Regions from separate parts of the Mus musculus genome. Here region 2 is linked to region 1. The links are chromatin loops, found by intact Hi-C in ENCODE. Cell type or tissue: left cerebral cortex. All regions are shown on one strand. Links, peaks and the distances in the headings refer to the core of each region. The heading gives the core; the rest is flanking DNA.

What was found. Hi-C counts contacts between places; a loop is a spot of excess contacts. Peaks named below come from ENCODE experiments on the same cell type or tissue, not always from the same donor. Only the 100,000 strongest peaks of a DNase experiment are listed, where the experiment ranks them.
Region 2: it touches region 1 in a loop (3-fold over the local background); 2 of 42 quality-filtered maps call a loop at or near these places.

The regions. Positions count from the first base shown.
Region 1 is chr4:40,011,571-40,016,956 of GRCm38, forward strand. No RefSeq gene overlaps it. Among named protein-coding and RNA genes, the nearest start is that of Gm26087, 33 kb to the left of the region's middle. In left cerebral cortex, for the core only: a CTCF peak has its summit at 3,207 (motif pointing left); DNase peaks (open chromatin) are centred at 2,599, 2,847, 3,231 and 4,094; H3K4me3 peaks cover 465 bases; H3K27ac peaks cover 876 bases.
Region 2 is chr4:40,098,065-40,103,450 of GRCm38, forward strand. No RefSeq gene overlaps it. Among named protein-coding and RNA genes, the nearest start is that of Aco1, 43 kb to the right of the region's middle. In left cerebral cortex, for the core only: no CTCF peak of the experiment used is centred there; a DNase peak (open chromatin) is centred at 2,984.

The DNA of each region.
Region 1 (5,386 bases), core at 157-5,156:
GAGTGAGTTCCAGGACAGCCAATGTCTCAATAAAACAAACAAACAAAAAAAAAGAAATATAAGCCAGGGTGGCAATGTGCTCAGTATAATGTTAATAACGATTTCACACGGAGGGGTAAACAGGTGAGGAGCATGCTCAGGCTATCCGCATACAAAGCAGATGAATCCCCTGTAAAGAAAGCACAAGACACTGACCAAAGAGGATTAAACCAGGAGTGAGGATGGTGTCTGAAGAAGCTGCCAGTGGGGCTGGGAAAAAGCGGGAAAGGAGAAAACAAAGTAGAAACGTGAGGAACAGGGGAAATTGCCTGGTAAAATTATCCTGGAGGGAAGCTCCAAGGTCTTTTAGGTGTTCGTGTGAATGAACCTGAGTTTGCGTCTCATCTCTAACTCAGTCACCTCGCTAAGTTTCTGGTTGGTTTTTGCTTCCTCATCCTTGGTTTAAAGTAGGGTTATTAAGACCGAATGAAGCAGATATTGGTTACTTTCCCCCACAAGGTTTGTCCCACCATTGCCCTCGCATATTTTACAGACAGGACACTATGGTAGATCAAAGGTTTTGTGGCTAGGTCAGTGATTGTGTTTGGTAGCATTCAGAGTAACTTCCTGTACCACAGATGCCAGAATGTAGGGGACGAGGCTCCGTACGTACCAGCTTAACCTCTCCAAGTTCAATGAGTTGTGTGGGTGTTGTCTTCAGCCAGGGGCTTTGCCATCAGTTTGTGGAGAGCAACCTATAATCTTGGAAACAGTAGGGGTTATTTGGGGATTCCCACGGGATGGCCTTGGCCAACAACTTAATTTGATGTAACCCAATCCTGATACTGGAAGCCTCATTTGGTGACAAGAGATGGCCAATTTGGACTGTGTCTCCCTCATAAATTAGCTATTTCACTTAAGCCATCTTCGTATGTGTACGTATTTTAAGAATCTTCTACTGTATTACTTTTCCATGCTACCTCTCAAGTGGCCCCTTACTTTCGTTGTCTCTCCTTGTGTTCCCTCCTCATGCCCCTCTGGAGTAACCAACCAATACCTGTAGACCTAAGTAGTAATATAAGTAGACTTAAGGCCTACTCCACGAGATGAAACCCATACCCAACACTGCTTGGGTGACCCAGAACCTGAAACGAGGCAGCCCAGTGACCTAGGCTAAAACCAAATACTACTGGTCTCAAACATAATATAATGATAAAATGACTCCTAATGATATTCTGTTATACTGACAGATCCACCCCTTATTCAGTCGTCATCAGAGGCGTTCCCTTCTGCAACAGATGGGGACACAGAAAGCCACATCCAGACATTACACAGACAGCGAGAGACCTTGAAACACTCAGCCCTAAATGGGATGTCTCTGCCGTATCCCTCCCCTTGGGAATCAGGGAACCCTAAGGAAGAGGAGGCAGAAAGAGTGTAAGAGCCAGAGGGGATGTGTAAGTGTTAAAGCTCTGAGGGAAAAGACTTCCCCAGTGGAAGTGTTATAGCTCAGAGGGAGAAGGTTTTCCCAATGCATGTGTTACAACCCTGCTCTGGGGGTGGCGGTGGGAGTCTCCAGGGCAAATGTTACAGCTATGAAGGGAAAGGTTTCCTGACAGTCAGGAGCCAAGGAATACCACAAAGTCACGCTGCAAAACAAACTTCGCCCAGATTTATTGGAAGGAAAAGAACCAGGTGGGTGGATGCCCATACCGGGGCAAGAAGCAACAAAGAACTGAGCAGTAGACAGGGTTGATACAGGGTTTTTTTGTGGAGAGTGGAGGAGCTTTTCGGGATGGAGATTGGAGCATTTTCAAGTCCTGAACCTGAGTTTTTTACTTTGTAGGGCAGAGCTTAGCCATCCCTGTCTGCAGAGGGCTGGAGAGTGCTCTGTGAGAGGAACCTGGCATTTGGAGGTACACAGGGGGCATGGTCTGGCCACTCCACACCTCGAGCACTGACAGGATGGAGGACACGAAAAATAAACAAGAAGCAAGGCCCTCCAAATCAATATGAACAAAGCTCAAATAAACTCAAGAGTCTGAAGTAGTATGCACGCCCTGCCCGGGTCTGCACCAGGTCTTCTGGTGTGTATTACGGCTTCTAATTCAGTGTTTTGTGGGATTCCTGAGAGTGTAGGTGAGTGGGTTCCCATCTCTGTGCCATCTCTTCGGTTCTCTTCCTTCTATTTGTTTGCCATGTTCAATCCCATTCGGTTTTGTTTTACCTTATTATGTTTTATTTTGTCATATTTTATTATTATTATCTTTTAGAAGTCTGTGCTTTTCTAATGAGAGACAGAAAAGGGGTGGATCCAAGTAGAAGTGGGGATGGGAAGGAACTGGGAGGAGTAGAGGGATTGGATATTATAATTGGGATATATTATGTGAGAAAAGCATCTATTTTCAATAAAAGAAAAAGAGATTGACTGCATCAAAGTATTGGGCTCAGCTGACTCTTTCCCACCAGGAGCTGGAATCACGACTTAGTAAAGCCACATTGGCTGGTCTAAGCGCTGTCCTTCCAGCTGCGCAGTGACCAGTCCAGAGGAGCTGCCAGACCCTTTCCCCCTGTGGCCTGTGGAGAGACCTGAGGCAGTGTCAGAAATAGAAGACTCCTTCAGAGGTTGAAAGCAAAATGGACAGACGCGGACTTTCAGATCTCCGTCGGAGCCGTCTGCTTCAAACACCAGGAAATCGTCTCCTGGTGGCCAGTGGGAAGAGCAAGGTTGAGAGGGGTCTTCCAAGCAAAAGGCGGAAGAGAGTCTCTAGGGATCCTGGGATGGGTTAGATGTACATTCCAGCAGGTTACTTTATGTCTTCTCCTTTTAGGATGAAGTCTTGATAGTTGATGCTGCGGATCGGTCACATTTATGTGTTTTATGTGCATTTGTTGTGCTGCCGTAGCGCTGCGTCCTGTCAGAGGTGGAAAGAGGGTTGTGACTGCAAGAATGTTAATATATAATCAATCCAGTCGTGAAAAATATAAATAAGATGAATCATAGGAATGAGAATACATACATACATACATACATATATATATATATATATATATATATATATATATATATATATATACACATATGTATTTATACATCATGAGAGAGAAAGAGGGAGCGAGGGAGGAAGAGTGAGTGAGGAAACTAGATGCAGAGAGAAAACAGTGGTTTCCAATAAGTGGATTGTTTTTACAGCAAAGACTGCCACCTAGTGGAATTGTAAGGAAGCCCATTCCTCCCACTGCTGCCACTTTGGAAGGCAGCCAGAGCAATCAGATGCAGCTGACCTGTGAGCCTTCGGAGCTGAATAAAAGGCAGATGAATAAATGTTGGTGCATCAGTAGATTCTAAATCTTGACAACACAAAGCCTTACTTAATTTGATCCCTGTGCATCAGGAGGCTTTAAACGGCCATTAGTCATGCGTGCTGCCGGCTCCTCTCGGTTGCAGAAGGCTGGGCTGTTTACGGGGCATATGCCAGCCATATTTCATGTGAGCCAGGGAAAGGAAACACAATTTCTTGTGACTAAGAAAAGAGAATAAATATACACACAATTGTTTTTACCCTGCATAAGCTTTCATGGACTCTCATGGATTCTCTCTCTTTCGACCTATTTAAATAGTTATCTTTGGGGGGATGTGTAGTTGAAATTTTTGAACAAATAAAGTGGCCATAGGCACTTAAAAATGTATTTTACCTTAAGTGGGATTTTAAAAAGATTGTTTCTATCTGGTAATATAGTATTGACAAGGAAAAAAATGTTCATATTAATTTTTTTCTTGTTCTACTAAATGTAACATTAAATTGTATGTATGAAAAATTTATCCTTAACACCCTGCCTCCACACTATATTGCTGACTTAAACAAGGTTGACTATACCATATGCCAAAAATATATATTTAAATGCCAGCTGCAGCTTAGCATGTCTAAGCCTTTGTATTGCTTTTTTAGATAGTATAGGAAAAAACAAATAAAAGTTTTCTTTAAAAAATAAATCCTACCCAAGAAAAAACAATCGTTAGAAGCACTCATATTCTTTTTAATCATATTCTCTACCTCCTCTAGTCCCCAAATTCAACTCTCATTTACACATTTCTGAAGTTATTTCTGTCCTGTGAGTAAAATGTTCTGGATTCAGCTGATCTAGTGCACAGATTTAATGGCCACCCAGCTCCTGTGCAAATAAGAGCAAATAAACAGATCCAAGAAGATATTTTCTCTACTAAGCTAGTGCAATGTCAAAATTAACTGGATAAAATTAGAATATATGACCTACTAAACCTTGTTTAAAGGTAACAATAAGGTAATTTTCATTTGGGAAGCCAACCTAAAAAGCTTTCAAAAAAAAAAAAAAACCCAAGAAATAGCTCCAGTGAACATGTGATACTTATAGTTCATTTAAATAAGTCATTTTAACTCCTTTGAAAACAGAGAAGACTCACTGAGCAGCCAAACAACCCAACAAAATAGTCTGGAGTCAAGGGAGGAAATTTTCATGATGGCCAAAGTTACAAAAAAGTAAATACAACTTCAAAGTTCAGTAAAATAGACTTAGGAAATGTCAAAGTCATTAGATATGACAATGAAAGGGCCATGGGACCTCAGGGACAGCAGTCTCGGTAGAGTGCTGGGGACAGAAACCAGGACAGGAGAAGAACCATAGAGACAGCAACGTTATTCTTCCAAAACGTGAGTCAAAGAGGAAGTAGTTGGGACCCAGAGTCCCACTGAGCGGGGCATTCTACGACAAGATGACCAAAAGCGTGTTTATTCCCACAGGAAAGACTCTGAGTGGGGGTAGATATGAATATGCAAAATGCAGAGGGAAGGGCTACATAGGAATGCCATCTTATATTTAAGAAGAAAAAGTATGGATGGCCAGAGAGGAACAAAAGGGGAGGAAAGCGGATTTTCTGATGATGTGTTCAAGAAGATGGATTTCTGGGGGAAAGGTATTATTAGAAAAGGCATCAACTACATGGACAGACGGACGTGTATGACAGAAGAACAGGAGCGTCAAGGAAAGCTCAGCTCCCAGACCCAGGGACAGCATAGCCGGGAAATCAGAGCCCACGTGGCAAAAGAAAAGCTTAGAGCTCATGGAGGTACGGAGAGGTGTCGCAACAAGAATCTGCAACTAGACCCTCTGACTCCCAGGAAGGCAAGGAGGGGGACTGCTGGGGACTCACAGACATCTCTGTAGGATGTGGGTATCTGTGAAAGAGGGAGAGGAGGCTGTTGCAGAGATGGCGGCCTGAGCAGAGGAGAGGAGGGGCCTTAATGGATAATGAGTCTCCGAGTGCAGCTGGTGATTGGATTGGATGACCTACCAACTCTGCGAAAAGGACTCACAGCCTTTCCAACCACATACCTCCCATTGGTGAGTGAATGTGTGTGGTAATTTGCGC
Region 2 (5,386 bases), core at 138-5,137, 86 kb after region 1:
GGTCAGGACTTCTTCTGACTACCCTGCAAAAATTGAGTAGAGGTGAAAAATCAGAGCTTAGTCAGGACAGCCTTATTATGAATTTCTCTTGCTCCCTGCTCCATTCATCCTCTATTTAAACCAAAAGCTAATGTCATTACCCCAAAGATGGACTTGGGGTCACTGGGCCCCTTTGTCTGCTCCTCTTTCCAAGATGACTGCATCGAATTCATCTCCTCCCTCTGCTTTTCTCCAGTGCTCACCTCTTTAATTTAACATAATAGCAACAGAGGGTCAAGTCTAGCCTGGATCAGGGAGATACCAGAGCCCAAGCTTTTGCCCTAAAATTTCAATAATAAAGTTGGCCATTGAGATAGCTCAATGAAAATGTCAGTGTCACACAGAAAAGAATATAGAAAGTATGCCAAATTAATCCTATGTGTTATTCTTCACAAGACAGTATTCGCAACATATAGTGCAAAGACAATGTAAGAGCCACAAGAAATAAAAGGATGAATCTGGGGCCTATCTCAAACCATATACAAAACTTTGCTCACAATAGATCACACCCCCTCTGCCTAGCTACTCTCCCTCTACCCAGCAACGTGTCCATTACATTAGCAAATGTTCGTGTGTTCTCCTTGACTACAGATACTGTCCTAGATTATATCATGCTGATTTCAAATATCCCCTAAGACCTCTTGTCCAGAGATGTCCCTCTGGGTCATAAGTGACTGTTCTCTAAGCCAAGGAACCATCATCTTGGTTCTGGGCTTGTTGGTGCTTTACAACCCCTTGCATAGAGACACAGAGTATGGCACAAGATTCTCTCTGAGTATTCAGCTGCCCAGTACCATCCAGCAACCTTGCATGTGGCCTGGGGGAGGAGCTAGTATAGAGTGAGGACTCCATCCATGGGGCTCTGTAAGGAAACCCAAAAAGCTCATCGTTATCACAGAGTCAACTCTGGTGGATTCCGTACCTCCATTTGTCATTAGGACTTCAGAATGAAGAATAGACATTGCTTTATGTCTTCCCCAGAGGAGGAATTTTAGCAACACCCTAGTACTCTGTAAAGGAGACAGAGAAAAACAGAACAGAAAAGAGCTTTGTTGGTTAGTATTTGCCCAGTTGACACAAACTAGAGTGACCTGTGAAAGAGAAACCTCAATTGAGCAATTGTTTCTTTCTGAGTGGACCAAGAGCATATTTGTTAAGGTAAGTAGTAGTAGTAGTAGTGGTAGTGGTAGTAGTAGTAATGATAGATATGAATGGATCCATCTCACTGTGGGTGGCACCACCCTTGTGCTGCTGGTCAGTGGGGGCTGAGCAAGCCATGAGGAGCAAGCCAGTAAGAAGCATTCCCTCACCTGCCTGTGCTCTTGATTAAATTCCTACCCTGACTTGCCTCAATGTTTCACAAAACCTTTACTTACTAAGTTGCTTTTGCTGGTGGTTATCAAAACAAAAGAAAGCAAACTAAGGCACAGCCCAAGAGTAAAAAAAAAAAACAAACAAAAAAAAAAAAAAAACATTGTATCCTTCAGAATAGCTAAAAGATGAACTATTTCCAATCAAGGTTACTATTGTTTTTTCCTTAATATAAAAACTTATAGGGTGGGAAAGAGAAGGCAGAGCTCATCTGTAATGAGAATGCTCTGTTCTGCCAGCAGAAACTTCAGCATGAGGGTTTCAAGGCTTCCCCAGGCATTTCTGCTGGATGACTGTACATTCCCAATTTGATGATGTTACCTCTTTTGCTTGTAGCTGTTCTTTTCCCTGGGAACCTCACCAGAGGGAAAGCTGCTGCACCTGAGAGTCTTAATCAGAAACTCCAGCTGGCTGCTTCAGTGGGACGTCCCCAGTCAATTTCTGCTGAAGAGTTTCTATCAGACCGGTGGCTGACGTTACCTTTTGTTAGCTCTCCCTGTTGGGATATTATAGTTGTCTCTGCTAGATGCTGTGAGCACCCTAGTTGATGATGTTTAACTGTCTGTCTGCTGCTTCTGTTATTACTATTTGTCCTTTTACATCTGCTTGCAAATATGCTTAATAAACTCACTAATTCAAAACTGAAAGTGCAGCATTCTCTGGAAGGTATAGAACACTCTCTCTCCATCCCTACTGCCACAGACCACCTTTCTCTCTTGGCTTCCTAGATCAAGATACTTTTATTCTTCTACTATTAAACATTGAAACCCCAGGCTCTTTAGCCTTTTGACTGGAAACTTGGGTGAAAAGCTCTCTGGGTCCTAAAGCCTTTGCCTCAGACTTGAAGTAACTTGATGTAACTCAGAGTTACATCACACACACACACACACACACACACACACACACACACACACGCACGCACATGCACACGCACATACCTAATTCTGAGATCTTTTGGACTTGGACTGAGACATGATGCCAACATCCCAAGTTCTCTATCTGCCAGACAGGCTGAGAAAAAACATCTGAGTAAAAATAGAAACAACAGATAATATATACTTGATGACACCATTCATATATAACTCTAAAAGATGCAAACTAGTCTAGAAAACAGTTTGAGAATTTTCTTAACAGGTAAGCATGAGCCTATCATGCAGCCTGATATCCCTCTCCAAAAATAAAAACATACACAAATACTTTTATAGCATTTTTCATAGCACCTTATTTATAATAACCCAAGGCCTATCAAGGGGCAAAAAGATTAAAAAAAAAAAGTAGGATCTATCAATGTAATGGTAAGCTATTCAGCAGTAAAAAGGATGGACATTCAATACACACAGCAATATGAAGATAATTGTATTATATGAAAAGATCCAGGCATAAGCAGTAATGACTATAGGATTCCCTTTATATTGGATTCGAGAAAGTGCAAACTAATCTATAATGGCAGTAAGTCAGTATTTGCATGAGTGAATACAGGGCTCCTCATGCCCTACTTAACCTGTCGATCCATATGCAAAATAAGTCTTGTCACTATTTTAAGCCAATGAATTTTGGGATAATTTTTTGCTCAACTATATAAACTGGAACCATTCTGCCCCTCTGTGGAGCCTAGAAATCAAGTGCTATAGCAGGGTTAGTCTTCCATACAGCCATGGAGACTAATGCCTTCACCCTTCCCACTCCATCACAGAGCTCCAATGCTCCCTGGAACAGTCCTCCTATCACAATGTACTGCCAAATATCCTTGGGGTCCGCTGAGAACTGACCTCATGCTCACCCTGCTCCCAAGGAAGTTCATTATCTAAAGAATTAGTTTGCTTTCATTGAAGAATTTGGCCATATTTTAAATGAGACTTTCTGAAGACACACACCTTATCCCAGAAGTGAATTAAACCTGACAAATTAGGAGGAGGCGGGCCAGCCCCTCCCCTTGCTTTGAGAGGACTACTTTTGATCTGGTCCAACAGCAGTAAGCAGAAAGCAAGCTAATTCCATAGAGTACATTTTTATTTCTTAGTTGTCATTATTTGTTGGACGGATGGATGGATGGATGCAGGTTGCTCTGCTTGATTAAGCATCCACTGGGTTTTAATATGACTACAAATCAACAGTGCAGTAGACATTCTGACATCCACACACTCAGCTTTAACAGGGAGGATTCTGTGAATAAGTGAACTGACATAGTAATTTTTCCTGTGACTAAATAGCATGCCTAGTTTCTGAGGTAACCTTTTCTTCGAATTGTGTGAAGGTGTGTCTCTGTATTTTCAGTTGTTGATTCTGTGCCACAGAGAATGAATGCTGACAGGATTCTGGTATTGTTATTTCTATGGCCCATCATTAGTTTTTCTATTTTGTAAATATTCTTCCTCCTCCACTTGCCTAAAGGCAGTCTAGAATGAATCAAAGGTGATCTTACTGCTGATCGGTTATAATAAAGAAGCGATAGACAATAGCTGGTCAGGAAGTAGGGGGCAGAACTTCCAGGCAGAGAAAATGATGCCAGGGAAGAAAGCAGAAGTGGGAGATTCAGAGGATAGAAGTGGAAAGGAACAGACACAGACCACAGCAGAGATCAAGGTATAGAACTAGCTGTGGTTGAGTTATAGGCAAGATAAGTTAAATGAGCTAGCTGGGAGACTGCCCTAGCAAAAGGCCTAAGCTTTAAACTATATTAGAAGTCGCTGTGTCATTATTTATACTGCTGGCCAGTCTGAGAAAGTCCTGCTATATATAGTAATCTTTCCCGTGACCAAATAGCATCCATGTAGATCTCAAGAGATGACTTTCTCAAGGAGAGAATTGGGATTGAGGATATATAGTACACACTGAGTTCTCTGAATATACATTATACCCACTGAGTTCTTTGTAGGTTCTTGAAATATTATTGTTAACACCACCTTCACAATAAAACATGTCTTTGGTCATGTATACCTGGATGGTAACATATATGTCTATGTACAAGTCTGTGTGTGTGTGTGTTTGTGTTATATGTATGTATATGTTGGGTATATGATGCTTCTCTTAGTTGTGTTTCTATTGCCATGACAAAACTCCATGATGAAGACAATTTATAAATCAAAGCATTTCATTGGAATTATGATTTCAGATAATGTCCATGATAGAAGGAATGGCAACAAGAACAGCTGAGAGTTCACATAATGATTCATAAGCACAAGTCATAGAGAGAGCACTGAGAATTCAGTGAGACTGTTGAAATCTCAAAGCCCACCCTCCAATGACACACCTCCTCCAACAAGAACACACCTCCTAATCTTTCCCAAACAGTTCCACCAAATGGGAACTAAGCACTCAAACATATGAACCCAGGAGAGCCATTCTTATTCAAAGCACAATAGTGTGTATACATGTGCATGTTGGCGTGTGTGCTGTATATGTGTGTATCTGTTGATGGAGTGCTCATGCATGTGCACATGAGTACAAAGGTTGATATTAGATACCTTACTTAATCATCTCTGTCTTATTTTTTAAAACTGAACCTGTAGCTGGCCATTTGGCTAGACTAGCTGAGGAGCAAGCCCCAGGGATCTACCTGTCTCTACCTCCTCAGTTCTGGATTTCAGACATACAACACAACATTTGCATCTTTACATGGCACTAGGACTTGAACTCAGGCCATAATTCTTATGCAGCAAGCAGTTTATCGAGTGACTCAACTCCCTAGCCCCATCACTGGGCTTTTTGAGCAGGCACCTACCACTGAACTTAGAAGTCTAAAATAGAGGTGTTATTGAAAATCACAAATACTCCTCCACATGCATGAAAAAGGAAAGTTAAATTGCCTAGAACTGTTAGGGAATGTTTCAGTATTTTTCACACTTTTTTAAAAACACATTTTTGCCAAGAGTATAAGTCACTTTCACATATCTCTGACTACATTAGTTGCCATGGTTTTTTAGCTTTCGCTGCTTCTGAAATAAACAACCCATTAGATTTATGTCATTGTTAATTT